Regions from separate parts of the Homo sapiens genome. Here region 1 is linked to region 2. Evidence: chromatin loops called from intact Hi-C (ENCODE). Cell type or tissue: heart right ventricle. All regions are shown on one strand. Links, peaks and the distances in the headings refer to the core of each region. The heading gives the core; the rest is flanking DNA. Region 1 overlaps C10orf67 (chromosome 10 open reading frame 67). Region 2 has its middle 220 kb from the start of OTUD1.

Region 1 (5,387 bases), core at 83-5,082, 360 kb before region 2:
CACATCACATGTCAAAGTGGTGACGTTTTCAGGCTGGGAGCCGCATGGAGTCCATCAGGCACACGGATATCCACACAGTTGGTTTTCTGCTTGGTGGAGGAGCCACCCAGAGGCAATTCATATTCTGAACATTAACATGGCTTTGCATGCTTGTCACACGGGGTCTGTGCAGGCGTTTAATGCTATTGAAGACTTTGGTTTAAATCTCTATGCAAACAGTGATTACCTTGTAAGAAGGTTTCAGGATAACTTACAACAAAAGACTTTAAAGTTATAGTTTTAGTAAAGCAAACTCATTTACATTTTTATTATGTGCGTCTTTTGTTTAAATCTTGCCATGTCCATTATGGGAGAGCTTTTTCTTACGCAATAGACGCGCTTATTGGGACAGCTACTCTTTTTTTTTTTTTTTTTTTTGCCTTCTTCTTCTTGTCTGTTTCAAAGCTATTGAAAACATCTGAATATCCTCCCTTATGGCTGTCTAGATTTTATTGCCATGCATTAAAAAAAAAAAAATTAAGCTCTAATGGATTGGGGAAGCTGGTGCAGAACTTTATACTTTATTGTGGTATGATATTAAACAGATTATGCAATCTCAAAATATTATTATGCCAAAGGAGATAGAAGATTCTACATGCCTTGTTCAAAATTACTATAGACATTAAAAATACTTTTGATCTTAAGGTCATCACAGGTGAATTATAACTTATTCTTTTTACAGTAATTCCATGATGGCAATAACTAAAAATAAAATCTTCCCTCAAAAACAAAATAATTTCTCTCGACTGATTTCCCTTTGGAACTACACTTTCATTTAAGGTTAAGGATATGTGGAAGTAAACTATTAAAATATTTTCCCCTGTAACAGTTTTAAAGAAAAAGAAGTGATTTAAATTTTTTGTAGTACATTAATAAGTCCTTTAAAACAAGTGACTTACTAATGAAATTACGTATGGTATATATATGTGTGTGTGTGTGTGTGTAAGAGTTAGTAATATTTAAAATATGTTCTTAAATTTTGCACTAAGCTCAATTACAAATCTTCATGACTTTGATTCACCATTTCACTTAAATTATTTGAGCCCAATTCATCTTAACTAATGAGAACTAACAAACCTAGTAAGTAGTTAATAAACAACACTGTTTTCTTAATAAACGAAGAATCCGTCATTAATTTCTTGTCCCACATTGTTCAATTTGAGACCATCACAGAATGCATTTATAGACTAAAAGGTTTTGTGTGTGTGTGTGTGTGGAAAGAAATAAACAAACAATACTGGCCTTAATAGGCTTAAGCATACTTTTCCTAACAGTGGCAGAATATGAACATCCACAGAGGATTACATGAGCACCCGATTCTCATAAACTAAAGAAGAACTATTTGAATTCATCAGATGAAGTGTAAAATTTACAAATGGTAGCAGCTAATACCTAACTACGGGTTCTAAGAATCTCTTTGTATGAAAGCAGGACGCAAGGAAAACACATTAAATACGGGGGTTTGTCCTCCACATATCAAACCACAACCCCTGTTCTTCCAAGGTTAACCCTTAGCTCTGTCCCCACCATCTGTCAGCTGTGGGAACTGCAAGTAATTAACTATTCAGACGCCCACAGCAATGAGGACACTCATTAGCAAAATGAACAAAGGGATCGTTCTGAGCTGCTACGGTGCTCTGTTACACTCTGAGTGGCAGGTTTTGTGGTGGTGTTCCTTCTGCCATCTGCCCACACTGCTAGTTTGTGTTTGCTTAAACCAGGAGACTTTTAAAAAATAAACTGCCTTAATAAAATGAGGTTAAGAAGGATGGAGATCATTAAAGGCAGTTAACTGGATGTAGCCGTTTAAACCACACTATAAGAGAGACTGTGTGCAATCCATGATCATTCTGGAATTTCAAAATTGTAAAGAAACTTACCAATCTCAAGTTTTTCTTTCATATTATAAAAACTAGGGCTTCAGGTGGTGGCATATGTGCTATATCTTTTGTGAATATTCACAAGATGCATAGAATTACAAACTGAATCCCAAATTGAATCTCGAAAGAATCATTTTTGAAAACAGGTGTACTTGGGAGCTTTGCTCCTCAAATGCGGTCCATGGACCAGGAGCCTCAGCATCACCTGGGAACTGATTAGAAATGCAGCCCCTCAGGCCCAACCCAGAGCTACTGTGTCAGAGTCTGCATCTAACGAGATCTGCAGGTGATGCATGTGAGCAGTAAAGTCTGAGAAGTCCTGCTTCAGAGCACTTTCTGTGCCTTCTCAGCAGTTTCCCCTCCACAGGCTCCATTGAATTGGACATCTCAATTTTCTGGGGAGGAGCAGAGTTCTGATGCAAGCCCATGCCTCATGACAGTCACAGAGAAGAGCAGGTGCTTTCCCAATGAGTGACAACCAGGAAAGTGGCACTCTGGGCAGTGCAACCCTGCAGAGCTGCCACTCTTGAATGACAGCTCTGTTTCAGAGCTGTCAGCAACAAGCAGATATGCTCGCAATGGAAGGTAGGTGGGTGATGGTTGCAGGGCTCATCAGTGTTGGGATAAGAAAAATAAAAAGTCTATTCAAAATGCCAGCTCCAATTGAAATTAAAACACATGCACAGGCACACACACACACACACAGAAACACACACACACACAGAAACACACACACACAATTACAGAGACATAAAGGCTAACCTCCTTTATAAATTCTCAAGAGGATTAGCCAACGGACAGCATGGAAACCTGATGGCTACAATGGTATGCAGCTGAGTCACATTGATTTCCCACCGAATAAAACCTGAACATTTCATCCCTTGAATGAAGTTGCTCTTGGGAAAATTCGACATTCAGGATGTTCCCATCTGGAGATGAGAAATTACAACTACTTATTAATTATAAAGCTATTGAAGTAATTTGATAATCAGTAAGAGTAAACTAGATAACTGTAGATAAACTAAATAAAACTTGTTTATTTCACTTTTTTTTTCAACTTACTTCCACTGCTACTTTGAAATTTTTAATTGTTTTTCCAAATCCCGTGTTCCCAATCTAATTTGAGACTTGGTGTCCCAGGGGTTTTTAAAATACCACTAGAGGGGGCAGTTGAATCAGATGAAATTTCAAATAAAAAAGATCATCTAGAACTTAAGGTTTTAGGAAAGTTTGTTCTTAGAGAATGTAGGAAAAAAGTGTGTTTCATTTTATTTGATATAAGCTATGACCTGCCTTTGTGGCATTCATGTCTGTGTTCTTGAAATGGTGACACGTATGCTTTCCATCACCCTCAGTCAGGAGGGGAGAGCAGAGCAGTCAGGAGGGGAGAGCAGACACGTATGCTTTGTCGGGGTCTCCAGGAGAAATCCATACACCCCGTTAATCAGAATCACCTCACCTTCCTCAAATATTAAGAGTGTTTACAGAAATTCTAATGTGCTCTTTGGGGACTAACTACATTGGAATAACCAGAGTATTCTGGATGCCACTGAAAGCCAGAGAACAGCCTGCTTACATATGAGCCGGTGTGGCTCCCACCTGCTCTCCTTTTCACAAAGCCACAGCCCATCCTCACGCTTTCCCCAGAATGTCCAGCTGGGCCAGGTAACCAGCTGAAGAGAAAAGTTAGAGGTGTAAATATTTCAAGAGTATAGGGAGCTGTCTTACCCAATTGGGGTGTTCTCAACAGTCCAGAGGTCTGTTTGGTACATTTTATGGAACATAAACGGATGGCCATAAGGATTTGTGCATTTCCTTATAATACCTGAATTGATACATGAATATTTCTTCAAAGAACTTGAAGCAATTTACATTCAATACAGCAGGTGTTCTTATCATAACTCTCTAGTTTAGCCAGGCGGGTATCATGTTGCATTTCACAAATGGGAAATAAATGGATCAAAATTGCCTTGCCACATCTACACTGGATGTCTTTGGCCAAGGCAGGATTAAAAGCAAACTATTACAGTTTTTAGTCTTTTCTATTAAATTGTTTTCTTCAAAAAGTAAAAGTAAATGTAAACCCAAGAAAAGGTTTTTCAAAGGCAAATGCAAAAATTGAATGTGCTTCCTAGTCCAAGATATATACAAAAATTAATATTCAATTTTATTAGATCTATGCTATTGACACAATGCTGTATTGCTTAGAAGGTGCTCAATTTTTTCTAGATATAAAGATTTCTAATAGATTAACAAAGTAAACACCTAAAGCAAACATTTAAACCAGTTTAAATACGATCCTTTAGAATGGTTTGTGTTTGATTCATTATCTCTTATAACGTTGAAGTTTTAAATAAGAGTACTAGTGAGGGATTTAGATAAACCATAAATTGTATTCAAAGGCATGAGCAACCCATAAGTGTTTCTTCCTAGTGTTAACATTTTGACATATAACTTTTCAGATTTTCCTGTATGCATGTGTCGATATTTCTATGTGTACTTTTTTTTTTTTGCAGTTGCAAGATTTAATAGAGTTAAATAGAGTGGAAACAGGGCTCCCATACAAAAGGAAGGGACCCAAAGAGGGTAGCCATTGCCAGCTCGAATGCCTGGGTTTATATCCCGATCATTGTCCCTCCCACTGTGCTCTTAGGCAACAGATGATTGGCTATTTCTTTACCTCCTGTTTTTGCCTAATTAGCATTTCAGTGAGCTCTCCTTACTATCTGATTGGTCTGGTGTGAGCTAAGTTGCAAGCCCTGTGTTTAAAGGTGGAAGCGGTCACCTTCCCAGCTAGGCTTAGGGATTCTTAGTCGGCCTAGGAAATCCAGCTAGTCCTGTCTCTCAGTGCCCCTCTCAACAGGAAAACCCAAGTGCTGTTGGGGAGGTTGGCTGATGACCGCTCTAATTGCTTCCTGCTGAATTGGGGTGTACTAGGGGTCGTGCAGTTGAGATTTCCTCGGGAGGGGTGACTTTGATGTCATTAACATCGGAGCATGGGCTAGCAGGCTGGTCCAGGGGTCTGTGGTAGATCTTAGTCACAGACTGCATCTGGGGCACCATTTGAAGAATGATTTGTAGTTTTACAGCTTTGATTCTGGAAGAGACAAACTTAACAAGGAGGTTAAAGATACAGGGATTGAAATGTATGGCCTGCAGTGCAGGGGATTATTTCTTTGGCACACTTTACAGGCCTTGACTATCTGCTTGATAGTTTTGAAAAGGCCTGGTCCAGTAAATAATAATTTGGCCACCTGATGGGTGCTATTAATGCCTAAGTGAAAGGTTTGGTGAAGGGTTTTAAGTAATTTCCATTGGTTAGCTGCAGGCAAAAGTATTTTTCCTTCTTCCATGGCTAGCCATCCTGAGGGAAGGCAACTATGTCCTCGTGAGGTTCCCCATTCTATTTCTTCTTCTGAGTACTGGGGCTTGCTTTCCTGGAGGGGATTACCCCATACTAGAGGTCCC
Region 2 (5,387 bases), core at 52-5,051:
AGAGAGGGAGGGGCAAAGTGGGATGGTTAATTAGTGCAAAAATATAGTTAGAATGAATAAGGTCTAGTATTTGGTAGCACAACAGGGAACTACAGTCAACAATAATTTTTAACTTAAAAAACTAAAAGAGTAAAATTAGAATTTTCCTTACACAAAGAAATCATGGTGATGGATACCCTAATTACTCTGATGTGATTATTACACATTGTATGCCTGTATCAAAATGTCACAGGTATCCCATAAATATATACAACTATTATGTATCCATAATAATTAAAAATATACTTAAAAAAATTCAAAGTGACTAGTACAACTGAGTAACTGAATTTTTATTTAATTTTTATAAATTTAAATTAAAAAGCCACACATGGTTAGTGGATACCAAATTGGTTCATGCAGTTCTAGAGCACAGAGGAGTGCTTAAGAGTGAAAAAAAGTGACTTGGAATAAGTCATGATAGGAAATATAGACTTTGTCCTCTGGGGAACAAAGAGTAAATTGAAAATGCCTGAGGGTTCAGGGCCCTGAAATTGACATAAAGGATAAGGTCGGGAGCACATGGACTGTAGCTCACTGCCTGAGATTAGAGGACACAAGGCAAGGATGGGTGCAAGAGAAGCTATAATTTATAAAGGGAAGGAGAAAATTTGAGGAAAGTCGTATCAGATAGATTCAATTTTCGCCAAGTAGCAAGAGACCAGTGGGTCTACTGAAGTGGAGGGAATGAAAGAGCAGAGTGGTGGGAAGATGTGGAGAGAATACGGTTGTTCTGAAATGACTGGGGAGTGGCCAATAATAAGGGACCTCCTGGTGGTAAGACAGAGGGCACAGCTGGAATTGAAGATAGTGGGTTTGAAATGGTTCCAAACTGCAGTTCCAGAAGCTCATTTATCTGGGTATGGAGAAAATGTATTGTTATAGGTCCAGGGTTGGAGTTCCCCAAACAGTCACTGCAGAAGTCCTGGGTGCAAAAAAATTGAGAAAGCTGGCAAGGAATTACTTTAGATTATAATACGAGGTTACCAACCTACGTCACCAACCTAGAAGAGCAAGTTAGGTCAGAGAGTAAAAAATTTGAGCTGAAGACTTCAGAGGCACAAATGTGACCCCTAGATCCATGATGTGGCCATGCTAATAGATGGCTGAAAAGGGCTAGAGGTGGATGTCATTGGCGATGAGGTGCTGGATGGCCATCCACATTAACAATGAACAATATGGCAAGACTTGGGAGAGAGGAGGAATGGGAGCCAGATGTAATTAATAAATAAAGAGTTAAGACCTCAGAAATGAACCTCAAGAAGAAGGAGTAAGTGTCCTAGAAAGAGTAGGATGGCATGAGCATTAAAATGTGGGCATTTTTACATGAAGGCAGAGAAATAATGCCACCTCTACCTTTGGACCGCAGAACAGCGCTGGGGTCTCCGTGCGCAGTCTCCCATGGCTAGGGCTGTGGGAAAGCAGTGTCCTTCAGAGTAGAGGTGGATTTCAGTTAACGAAGGCAATGGAGCAAGTGTTCAGTGACTAAGTGAATGTTACTAGGAAGCTTATTTACTGGGTATGGAGAGTTCCAGAGAGCCCATGGGTGATATAGCAGCAAAGGGCATCCTTGAGGCTATAGAGGAAGAAGTCAGCTAGAGAAATTATAGCAAAGGGACACAGCAAGGTCTTTTACGGTGTGACAAATTTGTTAATAGGATATATAGTCATTTTTGCTGACTTTCAGAATGGTTTAGAAAAAAGTAAATAGATTGTGGACCCTAAAACCCTATCACCAGCTAGCTACGGGAAAAACAGTCTTTACTACAAATATGGGATGACCAGGTCTAGAACTTGACTTTCTTTCTCATCTATTAATAGAACATGATGACCGTGTATTCAGAAAGGAAAGGTGCAATGGAAAAGGCTTGTTGATCTAATTTTCTGAATGTCTTTAGAAACAGAATGAATTCTCATTAGTCTGGGACGATTCAGGTGTGACTGTCTACCTGAAAGAGAAGGATAAATTACATTGCCTTACAAATGCTTTTACATCCTAATGATTTCTGTAAATCTAAGCTAAATTAGCTGAGATTCTTGAGTATTATAAAGGTAGTGGAATATCACTACATTAGAGCTCATGAGAGCTCATGGCGCCCTTATTTTATAAACTTAAAACAGGTGGTCCAGCGATAGATGTTTTCTAATCTCTAAATTGAATAATATGGAATCAAGTTTGGTTAAACATTGAACATGCTGCCTTTATAGGAAAGAATAAAATACATTGAAAATGGAATTGTCCCAGAGAAGTCTAAGATATATGTCTACTATACTTATAAATGAGAATAATTTATCAGGTGGATATTTCAGTAACCATGTCTTTTTAAATATATTTAAAAAATTCTAATCTAGGACATAGAATGTCTCAGTGAGTTCCAGTGGAGTTATCCAAATCCAACAAATGAAAGATAAAACCCTTATTGAATAATTTAGACTTTTCTCCACTTTAAGGTGCTTTGGCTTGACACTGGTTCCTTGTTTTATTCAACTGCTCAGAAACGCATAATCTCATTTAAATTGAAGAAGCCATTGAAAATAAGTTGGCTCTACTTCCAGAATTGTAACTAAAAGAAAATTCTTTCTTCTGCAAATGATAAAGAATTTTCAGCATGTTTATCCACAGCTAATCCTATTCCTTTGGGTACAATGTGGTGCTGCACATTGAAACGTTATAAGAGCATTACCCCGCTAGGCAATAAACATGCTTTAAGAGCTTACTGGTAGTATGCTGACTCAAAGCAGAAATAATAATATCATCATTTTAAGTTGTCACATCTTCATTCTCCTTTCTAAAGACCCTTGCAGGTTTTTCAAGGTCTTTTGCCCCTCCATGACAGTTTGCTTTTGTAAGAGGCTGGTCTCAGAATTCAGATTTGTTCCATGATCTTAAAATACAGCAAAGCAAAAAAGCAAGTAAACCTTGATATTTATTTGAAATTTCCTGAGGTGAAGACTTCTTGGTCAAAAGATCAAGTAAGCCTCTTATTACTGGTGGCATACTGGAGTCACCTACAGGGTGTTTTGGGAACTGCCTGTGACATAGAAACTACTTTTTGTTGGGAAGAAGTTTAGTTGGGGCTGTGGGAAATAAAAGAGAAGAAAAATACAAATGTGAGAGGGTAATGAGAGGGTAGAAACCCCACTAGAGCCAAAAGTGGGCCACATAGGCAGGGCCAGAGCTAGATTAGGGGTTTCTGAGACTAGGGCTGTGGGAACAGAAGATGATTTCCCACTACATCTGGAATTGGTGGAAAAGGGAGGCTTGAAGTATGAATTCTTGGAAACTTGGGAGCTTTTTCTGAAGTTCCTAGATATTAAGAATGGGAGTCAGATGTCTTGATTGTGAGGACACCGTGGGGTTCCCTGAGCTCATAACTACTCCATCTTACTATTTTTTAAATTCCCTCTTCCCTATAGAGACTCTGGTAAATCCTTTAAGAGTGAATTTGGTCCATGAGTTTATTTTGAGACCAGTGAAGAAGGGACAAGCTAGGGAAAGAGAATCTTCAGCTTTCAGGTTTGGTGTATCAGGGAACAGAGGGTACCCAGCAGGAGCAGGCTTCTTTAAAGAAGATAGAACTCAGGGGGCCTCAGGTGACCTCAGAGGGGCTCCTCCCAGAAAGCCAGCCAAGAAGCCCCTCAGGAGTTTGGGACGGCCACCTTGGCCAGGCAGTGGCCGGGAGAATCACTGGATTGGGAGGATCTTTGAGTAGCTGTAGTTCTGGGGGTCAGAGTCAGCCACTCTGGGTGGAGCCATGGAAGAATTCATGGGGTGTGTTTAGTCTCCATCTCTTCAATCTTTCATCTTGAATTAATACACTGCACTCCTGTCTCATTGACATTTAAAAGCTGTTAATCCCTAACAGCTCTCTATTATCCTCCAAATATGGTCCAGACTCCTTGACAATAAGTTCATGGCCAACTTAAGCCCACTGCCATTTCCTGATGAGGCATCCTATTTCCTGCTCTGTGTGTTGTAAGCCCCCAGGAATTCCATTTTTGTTCTGCCACAGCAGGATCCTAGCTTCATGGCTCTCCCCTTCCTAGTCTTGTCTCCCTGGGTCAATTGGAGTATGACAGGTCTTTTGCTGTACAGAAAGCCACTGAGTTTCATTCTTGTTGTGTATCCAACTTATTTTCTACCTAAGCAGTTTCAAGAGAGGCATGAGGGACTCTTTCTGATGCTCTGTGTTTTTGTGTGATGGGAAGAGGAGGAATGTGGGAAAGCATGGGAGATAGGAGGCTGCACACAATCCTTTCACTTCCCATTGTCATCATGACCTTCCATCCCTTTTGCTTTCTGTTATGTGATTACAAAATCTCACCTCTTCCCTTTGGGTTCCCCCAGGCAGGGATTGAATCTTATTTAAATTTGTAGCTCCCAAGTCTAGCATGGACCCTAGAACTCAGTACATATTCATTGAGTGAATTACAATTGGAATTCTCTTCCACTCTCACAACATACAATGAGTGACATTGCTCAGTGACATTCTCCATCAAGTCGCCATCTGAGGCTTACAAGTTGACATTGATGACCTGTCAATGCTTAATTATAGGTATCTTTGGTATAATCCTAGAAAGTTTGGCCCTAGAGGAAAAAGAACCTGGTGAGACATACCAGAGGATATTGACACAGCTTGTAATGGATTTAGTGCATCCTTTTCTCTAGTCTTCTTGTGTTGAAATTGCCATATGACCCAGGCACTAAAGGCTTCCAGATAAAATGGATGCATTTCTCTTTACTGGGGATCAGATCCTACTTTAAAAGGCCTAGCTCCTTTAAGACCCCAAAGGACGAGCCCTAGGAGAAGAGCTGACTGGGGAAGCCTGAACTGCCTAGCTGAATCACCAATTGCTTCAAGCTTTCAACTGACTTAAGCCTCTCCTGGAGCTTGCTTCAGACCTGGCCTTCTGACTCTGGGGAAGTCACAACTCTCATTGCATCTTGCCCAGGGAGGTTGCCATGGGTCTTTACCCATGACTGGGCCTCAGATATGCCCCATTCAGTAGTAGTCCCCATCCTTGTGTTTAGCCTAGACCAGTCTCAGACCTGCCAGCGTCTTGTCCCCTGAACAGCTCAGCCTGGCCTTGTTTCTTGCATAGACCAGTGCTGATCATGATCCTGAAACATCAAATTCCAAAAGACACAATCCCAAATGCCATAATCCTGAATGTTGAAATCCCAAAAGAGCAAAATCCCTAAAGATCAAATCCCTAAAGTCTAAATACCCCTAACAACTAAAATCTTTAATGTCTAAAATCACACTCCTGAAAGATTAAAATCCATAATATTGAAATCATGAAAGCCATATTCTGCAGAAGGGATTAGTGTGTTTTCAACAGTATGAAGG

The links. Peaks named below come from ENCODE experiments on the same cell type or tissue, not always from the same donor. Only the 100,000 strongest peaks of a DNase experiment are listed, where the experiment ranks them.
Region 1: a loop joins it to region 2, with 6 times the contacts of the local background. A loop is called at or near these places in 4 of 110 quality-filtered maps.

Annotation. Positions count from the first base shown.
Region 1 is chr10:23,291,762-23,297,148 of GRCh38, forward strand. The region is part of intron 5 of C10orf67 (chromosome 10 open reading frame 67); the gene reads right to left. Among named protein-coding and RNA genes, the nearest start is that of C10orf67-AS1, 50 kb to the right of the region's middle. In heart right ventricle, for the core only: CTCF peaks have their summits at 1,574 and 3,079 (motif pointing right); no DNase peak of the experiment used is centred there; H3K27me3 peaks cover 1,679 bases.
Region 2 is chr10:23,653,880-23,659,266 of GRCh38, forward strand. No RefSeq gene overlaps it. Among named protein-coding and RNA genes, the nearest start is that of OTUD1, 220 kb to the left of the region's middle. In heart right ventricle, for the core only: a CTCF peak has its summit at 3,040; no DNase peak of the experiment used is centred there; H3K27me3 peaks cover 856 bases.